Linked DNA regions of Homo sapiens: region 1 is linked to region 2. A link is a loop called in an ENCODE intact Hi-C map of the cell type or tissue named here. Cell type or tissue: GM12878. All regions are shown on one strand.

What was found. A loop is a pair of places that touch in the nucleus more often than their neighbours do. Peaks named below come from ENCODE experiments on the same cell type or tissue, not always from the same donor. Only the 100,000 strongest peaks of a DNase experiment are listed, where the experiment ranks them.
Region 1: it touches region 2 in a loop (3-fold over the local background); 2 of 110 quality-filtered maps call a loop at or near these places.

The regions. Positions count from the first base shown.
Region 1 is chr1:211,982,093-211,990,092 of GRCh38, reverse strand. INTS7 (integrator complex subunit 7) reads left to right here. Exons shown (of 20, transcript NM_015434.4): 8 at 2,090-2,207; 9 at 7,283-7,417. Among named protein-coding and RNA genes, the nearest start is that of INTS7, 49 kb to the left of the region's middle. In GM12878, no CTCF peak of the experiment used is centred here; DNase peaks (open chromatin) are centred at 3,222 and 4,312; H3K27ac peaks cover 2,329 bases.
Region 2 is chr1:211,694,334-211,702,333 of GRCh38, reverse strand. No RefSeq gene overlaps it. Among named protein-coding and RNA genes, the nearest start is that of NEK2-DT, 23 kb to the right of the region's middle. RefSeq lists a silencer at 3,309-3,368 and an enhancer at 6,576-7,075. In GM12878, a CTCF peak has its summit at 3,662 (motif pointing left); DNase peaks (open chromatin) are centred at 3,603, 4,763, 6,636 and 6,973; H3K4me3 peaks cover 284 bases.

The DNA.
Region 1 (8,000 bases), 290 kb before region 2:
AATACCAATGACTCACCAAAGAGATTTACACCATTTTACTCTTCTGACAACAATGAGAGCACCTATTTCCCCATATTCTTCAGTGTTATGTATTATCAAACTTTAACCTTGGTCAATCTGATAGGTAAAAAGTGACACATTTTAATTTAAAATGTTCAAAGTATGAATGAGGTTAGACTATTTAAAAGACATTTGTTTACATTCTTTCTATGAAATACCAAATTTTTATTGAGTTTTTGCCTATTAGTAAGAACTTTTTTTTTTTTTTTTTGAAACGGAGTCTTGCTCTGTCGCCCTGGCTGGAATACAGTGGCGCGATCTTGGCTCACTGCAACCTCTGTCTCCTGGGTTCAAGCGATTCTCCTGCCTCAGCCTCCTGAGTAGCTGGTACTACAGGTGTGCACCACCACACCCGGCTGATTTTTGTGTTTTTAGTAGAGACAGGGTTTCACCATGCTGGCCAGGCTGGTCTCGAACTCCTGACCTCAGGCGATCCTCCTGCCTCGGCCTCCCAAAGTGTTGGGATTACAGACGTGAGCCACTGTGCCCAGCCAGAACTTTTTATATATTAAGGTTCTTGGTCCTTAATTGATGTTATATGATGTGAATATGTTTTTCTAGGTTTGCCAATTATCTTTTTACTTTGTATTGTTCCATGTTACCTCATAGTACTTTTTACAGTTTTGGTTTTTTATTTGCCATAAAAAAAAAAACAGGGATATAGTTTTATTTTACCAAATGACTGGTTAATTGTCTTTGTAGTTTTGATTAACTGGTATCTTTAATTTAAAATGCCATTATCATATATTAAATTCTAGTATATATTTGAATCTATTCCTTGCCAGTTTTTCTGGATGTTTTCTGATTTTTATTTTTCCACATGATCTTTAAAATCAGATAATCTAAATCATCCTGCAGTTTTGTTGACAATTTTATTGATGGTCATATTAAATTTATTTTAACCCTTTCTGAAATGTTATTTTTAACTTTTTTCCTTAGACTTTAAGTTTTGCTTATTTTCTGAACCTTTATCTTTGTGGGAGAATGGAAATTAATTTAACAAAACAGTTATTTGACTTGTTATATTACATGCAGTTATATGATACAGAATCATGTGATAAAGGATAAGGCAAGAGTCACTGTACTGTGATTATGTATTCATAGTTCACTGCATTGAAAGAAAAACTAGCATCTTATTTTTGGTAATACTTCAAACTACCTGGTCAAGAGTAGAGTAAATGCCAGAAATGGGAGGAAGATAGCTCTGTTCACTTAGAAACCAGATAGAATTCCATATTCCCTGTTATTTTTAAAAATTACACATATATGAAATAATATTCATATCTCTCCTAAGCAAAATATGGTGGGGGTTTCAGAATAGTTTTACATTTACAGAAAAATCGAGACGATAGTACACAGGGTTCCCACATTCCCCCACCATTTCCCCTATTATTGACATGTTACAATAGTATAGTACTTTTGTTATAAATGAACCAATATTGATACATTGTTATTATTAACCAAAGTTCATTCTTTATTCATAATTCTTTAGTTTTTCCCTAGTGTCGTTTTTATGTATCAACATAGTTTACATTTAGTTATCCTGCCTCCTGAGGCTCCCCTAAAGAGTTTGGAAGTTTGACCTAGTGCTTTTTTTGTTTTTTTTTTTTTGAGACAGGGTCTTGCTCTGTCCCCCAGGCTGGAGTGCAGTGGCGTGAACATGGTTTATAGCAGTCTCGACCTCCTGGGCTTGAGCGATCCTTCTGCCTCAGCCTCCCAAGTAGCTGGGACCACAGGCACGTACCACCATACCCAGCTAATTTTTCGAATTTTTGTAGAGACAAGGCCTCACTTTGAGCCCAGGCTGGTCTCAAACTCCTGAGCTAGAGTGATCCTCCCACCTCAGCCTCCCAAACTGGTGGGATTACCAGAATGAGCCACTGCACCTGGCCTCGATTTAAGTTTTTTAACATGAAAAAAAGTCCTTAATATATAATTTTTCTAAAAGCCAGAAAATGTAAATGGAGTAGACAGTTTAGAAGTATATTGATGTTTTAACTTCTATATTCATTTCTCTTCTGCATTCCAGGCACTTTGTGAGTGTGCCCTCCAGACTCCTTATGACAGCTTAAAACTAGGGATGTTGTCTGTCCTTTCCACACTATCAGGGACCATCGCCATCAAACATTACTTCAGTATAGTTCCAGGTAAGGAAAAGACAGGAGATACCATATAAATAATGTGCTAACTCCTTTATCCATATTTATGTTTCAGGTTGTTTCTTCTATAAAGCTTTAACATCAGGGAAAAAAATCTCATACTCCATTGCATGCTAGTGATTTATTTGAACATGATTTCTTAACTAATGCCTATGATAACAACATCTCGCATCCTTGATCTTAAGTCAATAATATATTTTTCTAGGTTTGTCCTTTTTTTTTTGAATTATATGTGGGTGAAAATATTTTTGAGGATGCTTAAAATAGTTGGTTTGCTTTTGTGTATCTCTGACTCAAAGTGCCCTTTGAATTTAAGTACATTTCAAAGGTCAAGTAGTAGTGAGTTTTAAAAGCAAATGTCATATGCTTCCTTTTAGGTGCATATTATTTCTCTGGAAAACAATTAAAATAAAACTTGACTCCAGCCCAATAACACTTTCCTAGTTACCTATTCAAGATGATTAACTCTAAAATGCTTTCATTAATGCCCGGTAAGGAGCTTGCTTACCTAACAGACTTAAAGCTAAACTTTTTTGTCATTTTGGGTTTTTTTTTGTTGTTGTTGTTGTTTTGTTTTAAGACAGAGTCTCACTCTGTTACCCAGGCTGGAGTGCAGTGGGGGGATCTTGGCTTACTACAACCCCCACCTCCTAGTTTCAAGAAATTCTCTTGCCTCAGCCTCCCGAGTTGCTGGGACTACAGGCGCCCGCCACCATGGCTGGCTAATTTTTGTATTTTTAGTAGAGATGGAGTTTCACCATTCAGCCCAAGCTGGTCTGAAACTCCTGGCCTCAAGTGATCCACCCACCTTGCCCTTTCAAAGTGCTGGGGTTACAGGCATGAGCCACTGTGCCCAGGCTGGTTGTTTTGTTTTAATGCAAGTTTTGCGGAACCTCTATTGCTTCCTTTTGTAGTCAGTTAGTTTGAATTAAAGAACTGTAATGTACATTTGTTTGTCCCTTTTATGGCCGCATAGTATATGATACTTTCTAGGTGTAGGGAATTCCCTGCCACGTAAGTCTTAATAGGAAGCTAAAAAGACCTGATACTCCGTTGTCACACCTCCCTTCCAGCTAGTGTGCTTACATGTGGCTTGGACTCAACTAATCATTTCCATGCCACAGACTGAATTGGGAGCCAGTAACAACAAGAAAGTAGGGATATGAGAGAATGGGGATATGGTGATGTAGCAATGACAGAGCAACATTTGTTTCCAGAATATACTCTAGCAGTGGGTGTTTGCTATGTCTGGTACCCTGTAACAGAAGTTAAGCTGTGACATGAAATAATCAGTAACAATGGCTGCTGTGTCCTCACTGGACTAATTCCATGCATGGTCTTTTGGGCTGTGGTCTTGGTTGCTCCCTGGCGTTTTTCTTATTTATTTTCTGACCTTGTTTTTCTATTAGTTTTGCAGGCTTTCCAGTGATTCTCTGAAGTACATTATCAGTTATCTATTGCTACATAACAAAATCACCCCAAACCGAGTAGCTTAAAACCATGACCTTTTTATTTGCTCTAATTATGTCAATCAACCATTTTGACTGTACTCAGGTGGGCAGTCCTATTGGCCTCACTTGGGGTCACTTGTGTGATTATGGTCATGTATGACCAGGATTGGATGGTCTAAGACGGCCTCATTCACATGCTAGAAATTGAAAGGCTTTCTGCTGAGGCACCTTAGTTTTTATCCATGTGACTCTTGGTGGGCTAACTTGGGTTTGTTTTCAGGATGTTGGTTGGAGCCAAAAGAAAGCAAGCCACCAACACAAAAGCATTTGTCAACCTTTTGCTTGCAGCCTGTTTTCCAATGCTTTATTGGCCAAAGCAAGTCACATGGAATTGGAAGATCACATGGTAAAGGAGCATGTCCACAAGGGATGTGAGAAATTATCACAGCCTTCTTTATAAACAACGTACCATATACCTAGGGTGCTTTCAATGTATTCTTTTTCTGCATAAATCACCCAGTGTGTTTCTTAGCTTGCAGTTAACATCCTTCACCAACATTGCACTTTGAAAGAGCTGTGATAGACAAAGTCTTAATCATATAATAGATGAGAGCTTTCCCATACAAGTAGCCTTTCAAGTGAGGCATATGCAAAGGAGTTTATAAGTATTGAAACTGAGACTCACAAAGGTTTGACGGTATGTCCAAAGTTCACATAGTTGTGAAGTGTCTGAGCCTAGGCCTGAACTCAGCGGTCTGACTCAGAATTCTCTTTTTTGTACCAAACTGACTTACATGCACAATAACTTTCTTTTTCTTTATTTTTTAATTCCAAAGACATGTATTAGCATTATGTTGGGTTATAATACTTAAACACTTTTCAAGCTAGGTATTTGTCCTTTTATTGAAGTTTGTTAATTTTGGCTTATATATGGAATTAAGCAAAGGCTTAAATAAATAGATAATATTTATAAAAAATAAAATCAAGGATTTTCCAAAGTTACATTATTTCCATAAATAATGGTAAATCTTTATTTCCGTTTATTATGTTTTTTCAATGTAGCCAAAAGTAGTTTAAAAAGCAAACTTAAATTTAGTATGTCTAAATCATCACTAACAAATGGCTCAAATATATAAGATGTTCAATATCAGACATATTTAAGAAAAAGGCACCTTAAAACAACACTTGAAATAATTTTAATCCATCAGATTGGCAAGGATTTAGAAGTTTGATAAACATGGTGTGTTGACAAGGGTGTGGGTAAGCAGTCATTACTGCTGCGAATATAAATTATTAAACTTGTACATAGATGATTTGGAAATACTCATTAAATTACAGATAACCCAGACTTTCCACTTCTAGGAATTTATCTTATTTACATAGTCACACATTGAGAAATGGCATATATACAAGATTATTCTGAGCACCATTTTATATAATAGCAAAATATTATTTCTTAGTAGAGGATGTAATAGCATTAAAAGATCATCAATAGAGGACTCAAAGAAATTATGACACATCACTGCAATAAAAATCAATGCAGTTTACTAAAAAGAAAATATGGCACGGAGCAGTCTCCATGATACAATATTTAAAGAGAAATAAAACAAGATGGAAAACAGTATGTGAAAAGGAAAAAGAAAGAAAGGAATAAATGTGCTTGTAAATTTATGGACTCTGGAATGATACACAAGAAGCTGATAACATTGGGTGGGGGAGGAAAACTTTTCTCTCACTAGCCTTTTACCATTTTCTACTCTTTGTTGTACCTTGTAAGCCTTGTGAGTTTATCTTAGAAAATCATTACTAAATAAATAAAAATTAAATTAAAAATAATCTTATTCCTAGAAAACATAGGAAAAGGCTCAGAAATATTAGATTTTAAAAGCAGAATATTGGCCAGTATCTACATATCCTGATTATATGTGAGTTTTTAAATTGTACTGTTGTACATAGGGGGAAAAAGATTTAAAAGAAATATTTCAGAAAATTAACAGTAAGGTCATGCTGGTTTGTGAAATTTGGTATGATTTTTGTATTGTTCTTTGGATTTTTCTGGGTTTTTTTTCTGAGTTTTCTATGGTGAGTGTTGGTAGGAATAAAACAAAGAAAAAACAAGTTATAAAACATGTTTGTAAATTTATAGATGACTCCGCATTGTCCATATCACATGGACAAAAAGAATAGAGGAAATACAATTTCCACAGTTTTGAAAAAATAAAGATATAGTTTCATCTTTCTAATGTTTTGCCTAACTTAAAAACACTGAAGGGGCCAGGCATGGTGGCTTACACTTTGGGAGGCTAAGATGGGAGGATCTTTTGAAGCCAAGAGTTTGAGACCAGCCTGAGCAACAAAGCAAGACCCATCTCTACAAAAAAAAATAACAAAATTAGCCAGGTATGGTGGCATGCACCTGTATTCTCAGCTACTTGGAAGCTGAGGTGGGAGGATCGCTGGAGTCCTGGAGTTTGAGACTATAGTGAGCTGTGATCTGTAGTAGGCCATGATCGCACCACTGCACTCCAGCCTGGGCAACAGAGTGAGACTCTGTCTCAAAAAAAAAACAAAACAAAACAAACAAAAACCCAAAAAACACTGAGGCTCTCTCTTAAACTTGTATTATATTAAACCAGAAATCAACAAAGTGACCATAGGTCCCATGTCACCACAGATATTCATGGTTTATGTCTATTGTAATTCTTAGTAGCGTCTCTTTCAGCCTCAAAAAATACGGTCACCCTTGGTATGAGAAACAAAGTTGAAGTTGACGAGAATCATGGAAAAATAAGCAGAGGAAAAGAAGACAGGAATGGGAGACTCTTTTAAGTAGTTGAACAAGCCCTAATCTCCTTGTTTTCTTGAAGCTTATTCAGTTATAACTGAGGGCTTCTCTACTGTAAATTACAATAGTTACAACATGAACCTTGCATTCCAGAATTTCAAATGTGAATTTTAAAAATTGCTGCAATCTATAGCATGGAATTTAAGGTATAAAGCAGAAGAGTATAATAACAGGGGCATTAGAACATGACTGATAAGTTTTATGAACTTAATGGCAAGATTCTTAAAATTTTGGGGCTTTGGGCTTTGATTCCACCTGTAAAAATAGGGTGTGTTAAATCAGATGATCCCAAAATTCTTTCCAGCTCTACAATCACGAATTCATATGAGGTATAAATGTGTGTCAGCAATCTGAGATGGAAAAAAAAAGCAAATTTAAATTTTTTTCTCTTTTCTCTCCTATCTTGAAAGTATGGTTTTGTCTGACAAGAGGCCTATAATGATACCTGTTTTAATCAGAATTCATTTGAACTCTTAGGATAGTTGTTTTGGCTTTTGTACTGTTAGTCAATTTTTATTAATATTTTTTAAGAAATTATACGTTGATTTTAGATCTTAGTCATTACGAAACTGTTGGCACATACCTATTTCAAGTACCTTAATGGAGAGAAATGCTGATATGTATTGATAGTGGGATTGTGGTAGGAAATTTTGTTGAAGTTTATTGTTAGAGACTTTTCTCAAAAATTAAGAAAATTGAACCTATGAGCTGAACTGCTTTTGAACTATTTGAATTACAATTTCTACTACTTTTCTCTGCTTTTTTAGGAAATGTGAGTTCTTCTCCCAGATCTTCTGATTTAGTCAAATTAGCCCAAGAGTGCTGTTACCATAATAACAGGGGCATTGCAGCTCATGGAGTTAGAGTCCTAACTAATATAACTGTTTCTTGTCAAGAAAAGGGTAAGTTTGATCAGGACTGATATTACGTATAAACTTTGGTTTAGACCTTGGACAGAATTCTGTTTGATTTTTTTTTAATCCCTTATTTTTAGCCTGTGTGCCTTGATCTACAAATTGACTCCTTTCAAAGTGTTCTTAGAGCATGTGTTCTTAAGACTACTTTATCCTTGTGAAAAATAATAAAGAGATGAAGACCTTGGGAGTGGAATTGAAAGGTTTTATGGAGCATTGCCCATTTCCTTCCACTGCTTACCTTTGCATATATGGTGCATATATGGTGGATAAAGATTGCTTAGGACTCTACCCCTTTTGTATAAGGTGGTATGTTCACTTATACAAAAACCTAGAAAATTTACTTAGGTTCTCCAGGGACTTAAATAACAAATAGTTTCACCTAGAGGCAAGTGAATTCACAGACCAATGTGAATTAAATTTTCACAGAATTTACTCTAGGTATATGTGGCATTAAACTGACTTGCATAATCAAGGAGGACATGCAAGGAAAATAATGCACATATTTTGTTGTCTACCTAACATCTTTTGACTTGTGTTCAAGAACAAGAAATGCATTTTGGATATTCCA
Region 2 (8,000 bases):
AAAGTCATGAAGATAGAGACCCCCTCCCCGCACACTCTGTTTCGCTGGTGACTGTCCGCCTGTGACCCTCTGCTCACCTCACTCTACCCTGCAGGCTCCCCTCCACCTGCCCCTCCAGACACCTCCTCCTCACTCACCTCTGTGGCTTCCACTGTCATTACCTGTTGGTGACCCCAGATCTCTAATGTCTTCTTCCCAGATCATCTATCCATTGTCTACAGGAGTTTCCAGTCAGAAGGCTGCAGGAATGACATCCTCCTCCCCAGACCTGCTCCTCCCTCCTCCTTATCGCAAGTTACATTATTCACTCGCCTGGTTGCTTGTCCAGACAACTGAAGTTCAGAGAGGTTAAAACACTTGCCCAGAGGCACACAACTAGTGAGTTATGGTAAAGCAGAGATTTGGACCCAAGTCTGACTGTTTGCAAAGCCCATACTAGTGCCAGCATGCTGTGCCGCCTTACTGATGAGGTGAGCACGTCAGCTCCTTTCCACACCTCATGCTATTCCAAGCGCTGGCTCTATACAAGGTAATCGAACTGACAAACCAAAACTACCCATTTGTGATGTGCCAAGCTGTGTTCCAGGTGTTGGGATCCCAAGTTGTCTAAGACACAGTCTTGCTCTCTAAGACTCAGAGAGAAAAAAAAAAATTGATCATGGCCATTTAGTGTCTTCCGTGCTTTGACAGAGGTAAGTACATGTGCTTGTGCTCAGGGAACACACGTAAGAGCACCACCTACCTCGCACCTTGGGGATCAGGGAAGGATCCCCAGGAGGTGAGCCGTGAGTTGGGTTTTGAAGGTCAAGTAGGAGTTAGCCAGAAAACAAGGTCTTGGGTAGATGAGAAAAACAGTTTCTTTACACCCACACAACATTTCTGACACCAGAGGTCTGGGTTATTTCCCCCAGTGACCAATTCTCCAACACCAACTGGGTGTCCTACAATTTAATTCTGACACTATCAAGCTGCAGCTCCTGTCAGATCCCACACTTTCAGGGCTCAGTCCCACCAGACTGCCCCCATTGCAGATGCCAATGGCAAGTCTGGGTCTCAGGTATTTCTGACCAAACAGCTATAAGTTAGCGGTTCCAATGGCCCCCTCCCTTGGGCTCAATAATTTGCTAGAATGGCCCACAGATTCAATGGCCCACAGATCTCAGAGAAACACTACATTTACCAGCTTATTATAAAGGACACAACTCAGGAACAGTTAGATGGGAGATGGATAGGGCGAGGTAGGGGTGGGGCAGGGGGTAGGGCTTCCACGTCCTCTCTGGGCACCCACCCTCCAGCACCTCCATGTGTTCTGTAGTCTAGAAGCTCATCAGATCTCACTGTTCAAGAGTTTTCACAGACCTCAAAATCCAGCACCCAACTCCCATTCCCAGAGGCTGAAGGGTGGGTGGGGCAGGTGAGGGTGCAGTTTGAAATAATATATATTGATGATGCTCCAGCAGTTTTAAGCAAAATCTTGAGCCATTTATGTCCAGAATTTTTGACAAACAAAACCAGACAAAACAACCAATCCCACAAAACAAAACTAAACAAAACTAAACAAAAACCAACCAGCCAAACAACCAAACCCAACCAAAAAACCCTAGAATTCATTGTTTTGCGATGCACTGTCACACTGAATCATGCCTGTAACTGATGTTCTAGAAGAGTTCAGTTTCCTCTAAGGGTAATCAGTTATGTGATAAAGAGGTGTTAAATACTTGGTGATGATTTAAAATCCAATCTTAATTTGGTCCCACCTTGAGATCTGTTCATCTTTTTTTTTTTTTTTTTTTTTTTTTTGAGACAGAGTCTCGATCTATCTCTCAGGCTGGAGTGCCGTGCAGTGGTGCAATCTTGGCTCACTGCAGCCTGGACCTTCTAGGCTCAAGAGATCCTCCTTCCTCAGCTCCCCTGAGTAGCTGGGACCACAGGCATGTGCTACCCCATCCAGCTAATTTTAAACTTTTTTTGTAGAGACAGGGTCTCACTATGTTGCCCAGATTGGTCTCGGACTCCTGGGGTCAAGCGATTCTCCTGCCTGGGCCTCCCAAAGTGCTGGGGAGATCTGTTCATTCTTTTTTTCTTTTCTTTTCTTTTTTCTTCTTCTTCTTTCCTTCCTTCCTTCCTTCCTTCCTTCCTTCCTTCCTTCCTTCCTTCTTTCTTTCTTTTCTTATTGAGACAGGGTCTTGCTCTGTCACCCAGGCTGAAGTGCAGTGGCGCGATCTGGGCTCACTGTAATCTCTGCCTTCCAGGTTCAAGCAATTCTTCTGCCTCAGCCTCCCGAGTAGCTGGGACTACTGGTGCACGCCACCATGCCCGGCAAATTGTTGTATTTTTAGTAGAGACAGGGCTTCACCATATTGGCCAGGCTGGTCTCGAACTCCTGACCTTGTGATCCGCCCACCTCTGCCTCCCAAAGTGCTGGGATTACAGTCATGAGCCACCACACCCGGTGATCTGTTCATTCTTAATGGAAAAATGCTTGATACTTTATAAGCCAAATGGTGACACAATTGGCCCTATTTTAGTCCAACAGGGAAAAAGGCAAAAATTATACATTTCAGCAGACCTGGTACATTTGATAGCTTAAACTGACATAAAAATTGTCTTCTAAAACTAAGATAAAACAAAATGGGGATAGTGATACTTCCTCATGGAGTTGTGGGAAGGGTGGAGTGAGATTCATGTGCAAAGAGTTTGCACAGTGCCTGGCACATCAAGGACATTGATGGGTGAGAGTCCCCAGTGTTGGGACCATTGCTGGGGTGGGAGTGGCCTGTGCCTCCAGCAGGGAAGAAGGGCAGATGAGCTTTCCGGAACGTACTCCTCAGAACCTGGGTCCTAAGTCTGTTTGCACGCATGTGCCCTGCGTGTATTCTCTGCCGGGGCATTAGCGGACAGGGACCCTTCTCCACATGAAAGCACTCGGGGAATCACGGCTTGCTGAAGCCAGAGCACAAGGCGGAGATCACCTGCACCAACCCATCCTACATGGAAAGGACAGCTGAGTCCCGAGAGGGCCGTAGGGTCACAACTTCCTAGGAAGCCGGGGCTGGAGCCAGGCCCCCTGCCTGCCCTCTCTGTCGCTGTGCCCCGCTCTGTGCTCCACAGGCAGCTCCTCAGCCGCAGCGCCTTCAGTTCCATCTGGTCTAGAGGGAAGGGAGTGCGGGTCGCCCGGCCCCTGGAAGCTCACCTCTAAAGCCCCAAGGGCACCGTAGGGGAGGCTGTGTCCACAAAGGCTCCTAGGAGGAGCTTTCATGACACTTTATGAGAAAAAGTCCCACAGTCCTGCACTGAGCCTTCACCTCACCTGAGCTCTTCTCAAAGTCAAGTCATAGCGGGCGGGGGACGGGGGGCGGGGGGCGGAAACTGAAGTGCAGAGTGAAGGGCTCTGAGAAAGCACTCCCAGGCCTGGGCCAACAGGCCCCGTGGCACCTTCGGGAACATCTCTGTGCATGAAAAGCTGCAGTCTGCTGTTACTGTTTCAGTAACGGGGTCAATATTTCTATATCCGGACACTGCGCAGTCTCTAGGCCTCCCGAGGGTTTGAGTTCTCCGGAGTCCAGACTCATAAACCACACCTCCCTCCCTCTGCAAAAAAGAGCGTGCGGGTCCAGGTAGGTGAGCGGCGGCGCTGTCCCTTCAGCTCCAGGAGGGAGAGGGCGCCCCCACCTGGTTACAGGCAGCATGGCAGCGAGAGGCCAGGGCTGAACGCGGCGCAGGATCCTCTCCTGGTGGCCTTGTCCCTGGGTGCCCCTCAGAACCACCCGGGGACATCCCCAAATTACAGAAACCTGGACCCTCACCACAGACCCTGAATCAGGAAGTATGAGGTGTGCCCCAGGCATTTTAAAACAACAACAACAAGCTCTATAGAGCTTCTGATAAACACCCAAGTTGAGAACTGCAGGGTATTAAGATCAGAAATGAGGTGTCAAAAATAACTTCTAGCTAACAATAGTTAAGGTGCCAACACCTGTGAATCATTTGTCATTATATGCAAATTAGAGGCCCGTGGCAGTGGCTCACGCCTGTAATCCCAGCACTCTGGGAGGCTGAGGCAGGAGGATCACTTGAGCTCTGGAGCTTGAGACCAGTCTGGGCAACATGGTGAGACCCCGTCGCTACTAAAAATAAAAGCGAATTAGCCAGGCCTAGCAACGAGTGCCTGTAGTCCCAGCTACTGGAGAGGCTGAGGTGGGAGGATTGCTTGAGCCTGGAGGTCAAGGCTGCAGTGAGCTGTGATTGCTCCACAGCACTCCAGCCTAGGCAACACTGAGATCTTGTCTCAAAAAAAAAAAATTTCATATATATATATATATATATATATACACACACATATAAAAAATATAATGTATATATATAATATAATGTGTATATATAGAGATACACACACACACATATATATATATGTATGTATAATTAGAGCAGATATGAGGCCATTCCTCTCTTTCCCTTGCATTCTCAGAGAGAAAAGGCCTGTGTGGGGGCTCTGCTGGGTGCCCTACATGCCTGCAGCCCTCCTGAGCCTTGTTGGAGACTATCACTGATCTCTGCCCCAGTTAGGATGGTTTCAAATTGGTCTAGTCTAGTGCTTTACTGGCTTCCCAAAAGCTTTGGGCTAAGTTCAAATGGGGGACTCCCCTGGAAGTGTGCCTCAAAAGCAGATGTCATCCACACTGTGTTTCTCAGCAGGAAGTCTCCCCACCAGCACAGCTGTTCTCCACTGTGACAAGCATAGGAGCCCCCAGGGACTGTGCTGAAGAGCAGATTCTGATGAGCAGGGCCGGGTGGGGCCTGAGAGTCTGCATGTCTAATAAGCTCCCAGGGGACACCTTGTTGCTCTCCAAGGACCACATGTGAGGGTCTACACCACTTACTGACAATACTGCTCTAGCTATGACCAGCTGGAAAGGCTTCTGAAGAGGAGCTTCATAGCTAAGCTGACCAACCCTCTTGGTTTTCTTGGGGCTGAGAGGTTTGCCCAGACTTGAAACCTGGGATGGTCCCAGGGAGACCAGAATTCTTGGTTACCCTGTGCACAGCTGTGGCCCAATACAATTAGTTTAGGTAAAGCCTTGACATAGACGCCTGAGAAAGGCTCAAGAATGCTTACAAAGAAACAAACAAGGCATTGTAAATCAATCTAGTGTAGAAAAAATACTCTTAAAGCACCGAGGGAAGGTAGATTAAATTCAAGGTCATCATGAAACTGAGCTTCTTGAGAGCTGAGTTCTGAGTGGGATGGGATAGAAAAGGGATTAGGGAATGATCTAGGTTGGGATGAAGGAAAGGGCTCCCATTGCTATACATGCCCGCTTTGGTTAGCGCTGATTTCATGAAAAGCCAGGTTCATCTGAGTTGTCAGAACCTACAAATCATATTCAAGTGTGTGCTGTCATATTTGTATTAAATTCCTGTATCTATATATTTTAGGTCACTTTCTCTCCCCAAAAGCCATGGCAGTTAACCTGGCCCTAAACCTAAGTTGCCCTGGCCTCCCTGCCCAGGTGCCTTCTAGAGAATGTCACATAATGCAGTGGTTTAATGGACTTCCCTGGTGACCACAGCCCTGGTCTGGATGTGGTCCTGTCTGCCCTGCCATGTGCCATGTGACCTAGGTAGAAAGGGAGTCAGTGTCTACCTGTCTGTGCCTGTCCTCCTGCCCTTACAGGGATGGCTGAGGCATGAGGGCTCTGACAGCCCTGGAGACACACAGAACCTCACCAATATGGAAGAGTCTGGGAAAACCTTGGGGCCACCCTGAGAAGGCACTTCACAACAAAGACTGCACACAGTACTTTTTGGAGGGCAGCCATATTCTGGCCTATGGGTTTGGTTCCTAGAACTCGAAGTATGTGGGTTTCCTGAGTGTGTAAAATCCTGAGAGATGGTAATAAACCACACCCTTTGGGATGAGGTACAGAGAGCCTTCATATTTATAAAATATATGAGGCCAGGCATGGTGGCTCACACCTGTAATCCCAGCACTCTGAGAGGCCAAGGTAGAAGCATTGCTTGAGCTCACGAGTTTGAGTCCAGCCTGGGCAACATAACGAGAGCCTGCCTCTACAAAAATAAAATAAAATAAAAAGTTAGCTGGGCATGGTGGTGTGTGCCTGTGATCACAATTATTCAGGAGGCTGAAGTGGGAGGATTGCTTGAGTATAGGAGTTTGAGGCTGCAGTGAACTATGATTGCACCATTGCACTCCAGCCTGGGCAACAGAGTGAGACCGTGTCTCAATTAAAAAAAAAATATATATATATATATATATATGTATGCATGTATATGTGTGTGTATATATATATATATACATATGTATGTATGTATGTATGTGTGTGTGTGTATATGTATATATGTATATATACCGCTTTATTTCTTTAGCAGTGGTTAAGATTTGAACTTTGGAATCAGGCAGAACTGTAGGTCCAGCTCTGGCATTTTCTCACCCTCTAGAGCCTGGGTTTCCTCATCTGTAAAATAGAGATGGTAACAGTGCCTCCTCTTCGGGGCCTCTGGGCCTTGGCCGTCACACAATGCTCCTCCAAGAGCAGCTATGTTATCACTACTCTTATCTCACAGACAGCTGGAGGAGGGTCACGGGGGCAGCGGGCGCTCTGCAGGAGGCCTCCTTTAAGGGCAGTTGTCATTAGCACGCTGTTAGCAATGGGAAGCTCCAAGATGCTGCCAAACCACTTGAAAAGATGTGTTAGAAATCCCCATTTGGTAAAGAACAAAATTCTCAGTTCACAGAGCTTAGTCAATGCTTTTGTTGTCATTGTTGTTAATAAATGCTTTATTTTTGAAGAGTTTTAGATTTATAGAAAAGCTATAAAGATAGTACAGAGTTCCCATTTCTCACAGGGGTCCTGCACTGGCTCCCTGCTGGGGCGGGCTTGCAGTAGTCCAGTGGTTCAGTTTTGGTCTGGCTTCCTTTTTTCTGTGGTGACTGTCTAGCCCACAAGCTGAGTTATGGAGATGCTGCAGCTTTTCTGTTTGTAAAAATGACCTTGATCCCCGCCTACACTCGTTTCCTCTGTGTGCACAAACACACATGTGCACAGGCCCACCCACAGCATGCGGTCATGCAGTGTGAGGAGCACACCCACTGAGCTAGGCTCAGGTGACCCCTGACTGCTACCCCTTGCAGACCCAAGGTCGATCAGAGCCCCTGCAGAGGAAGCACTGTTACCATCTCGTGGCTTCTGGATGGTCCAGAGGGGGCTTTCTTGGAGATAAGTGAGCCAGACCTCCAAGAATCTGTAGGGTGGGTGGGCACATTTGGGTGTTCTCTTTTGCAGATGAGAAGTATTCATGGTGGCCTGAGGCTTGAGGCTTAAACACTATGAGCCTCAGTTTCCTTTTTTGGAAAATGGGAATAAACCAATGCTTCAGTCCTGGGAATGTGGTGAAGAGTGAAGGAGAAGCATGAGTAGCACCGGGCCTGGCACGGATGAGTGCGGTGCTTTTATCATTCCAGCTGTGTGGACCACACCAGCCACACCAGGTGGACATGTGGCCTCAGCTCACCAGATTCTCCTGCCCTCTGCCTCTGCCCAGGGTGGAGGGGAGTGAAGGCAGTGCCACAGCCCGGTACAGACCTGAATCATTGTATGCTTGACAGGCTCCAAGGCCTCCTTAAGTTAGGTCTTCACTCTGTGTACCATGACATTCCTCCAGAAAAACAAAAGTGCAAAGAACATCTTCTAATTTAAAACATGTTTTATGGTCGGGCTTGGCGGCTTATGCTGTAGCAGGATGAGCCGCAGACAAAAGTCCTCAAACTCTGAATTAAAGAAGGAAGGGGTTTATTCGGCCGGGGGCATTGGCAAGACTCCTGTCTCAAGAGCCGAGCTCCCCGAGTGAGCAATTTCTGTCCCTTTTAAGGGCTCACAACTCTAAGGGGGTGCACATGAGAGGGGCATGATTGATTGAGCAAGTGGGGGGTACGTGTCTGGGGGCTGCATGCACCGGTAATTACATCGGAACAAAACAGG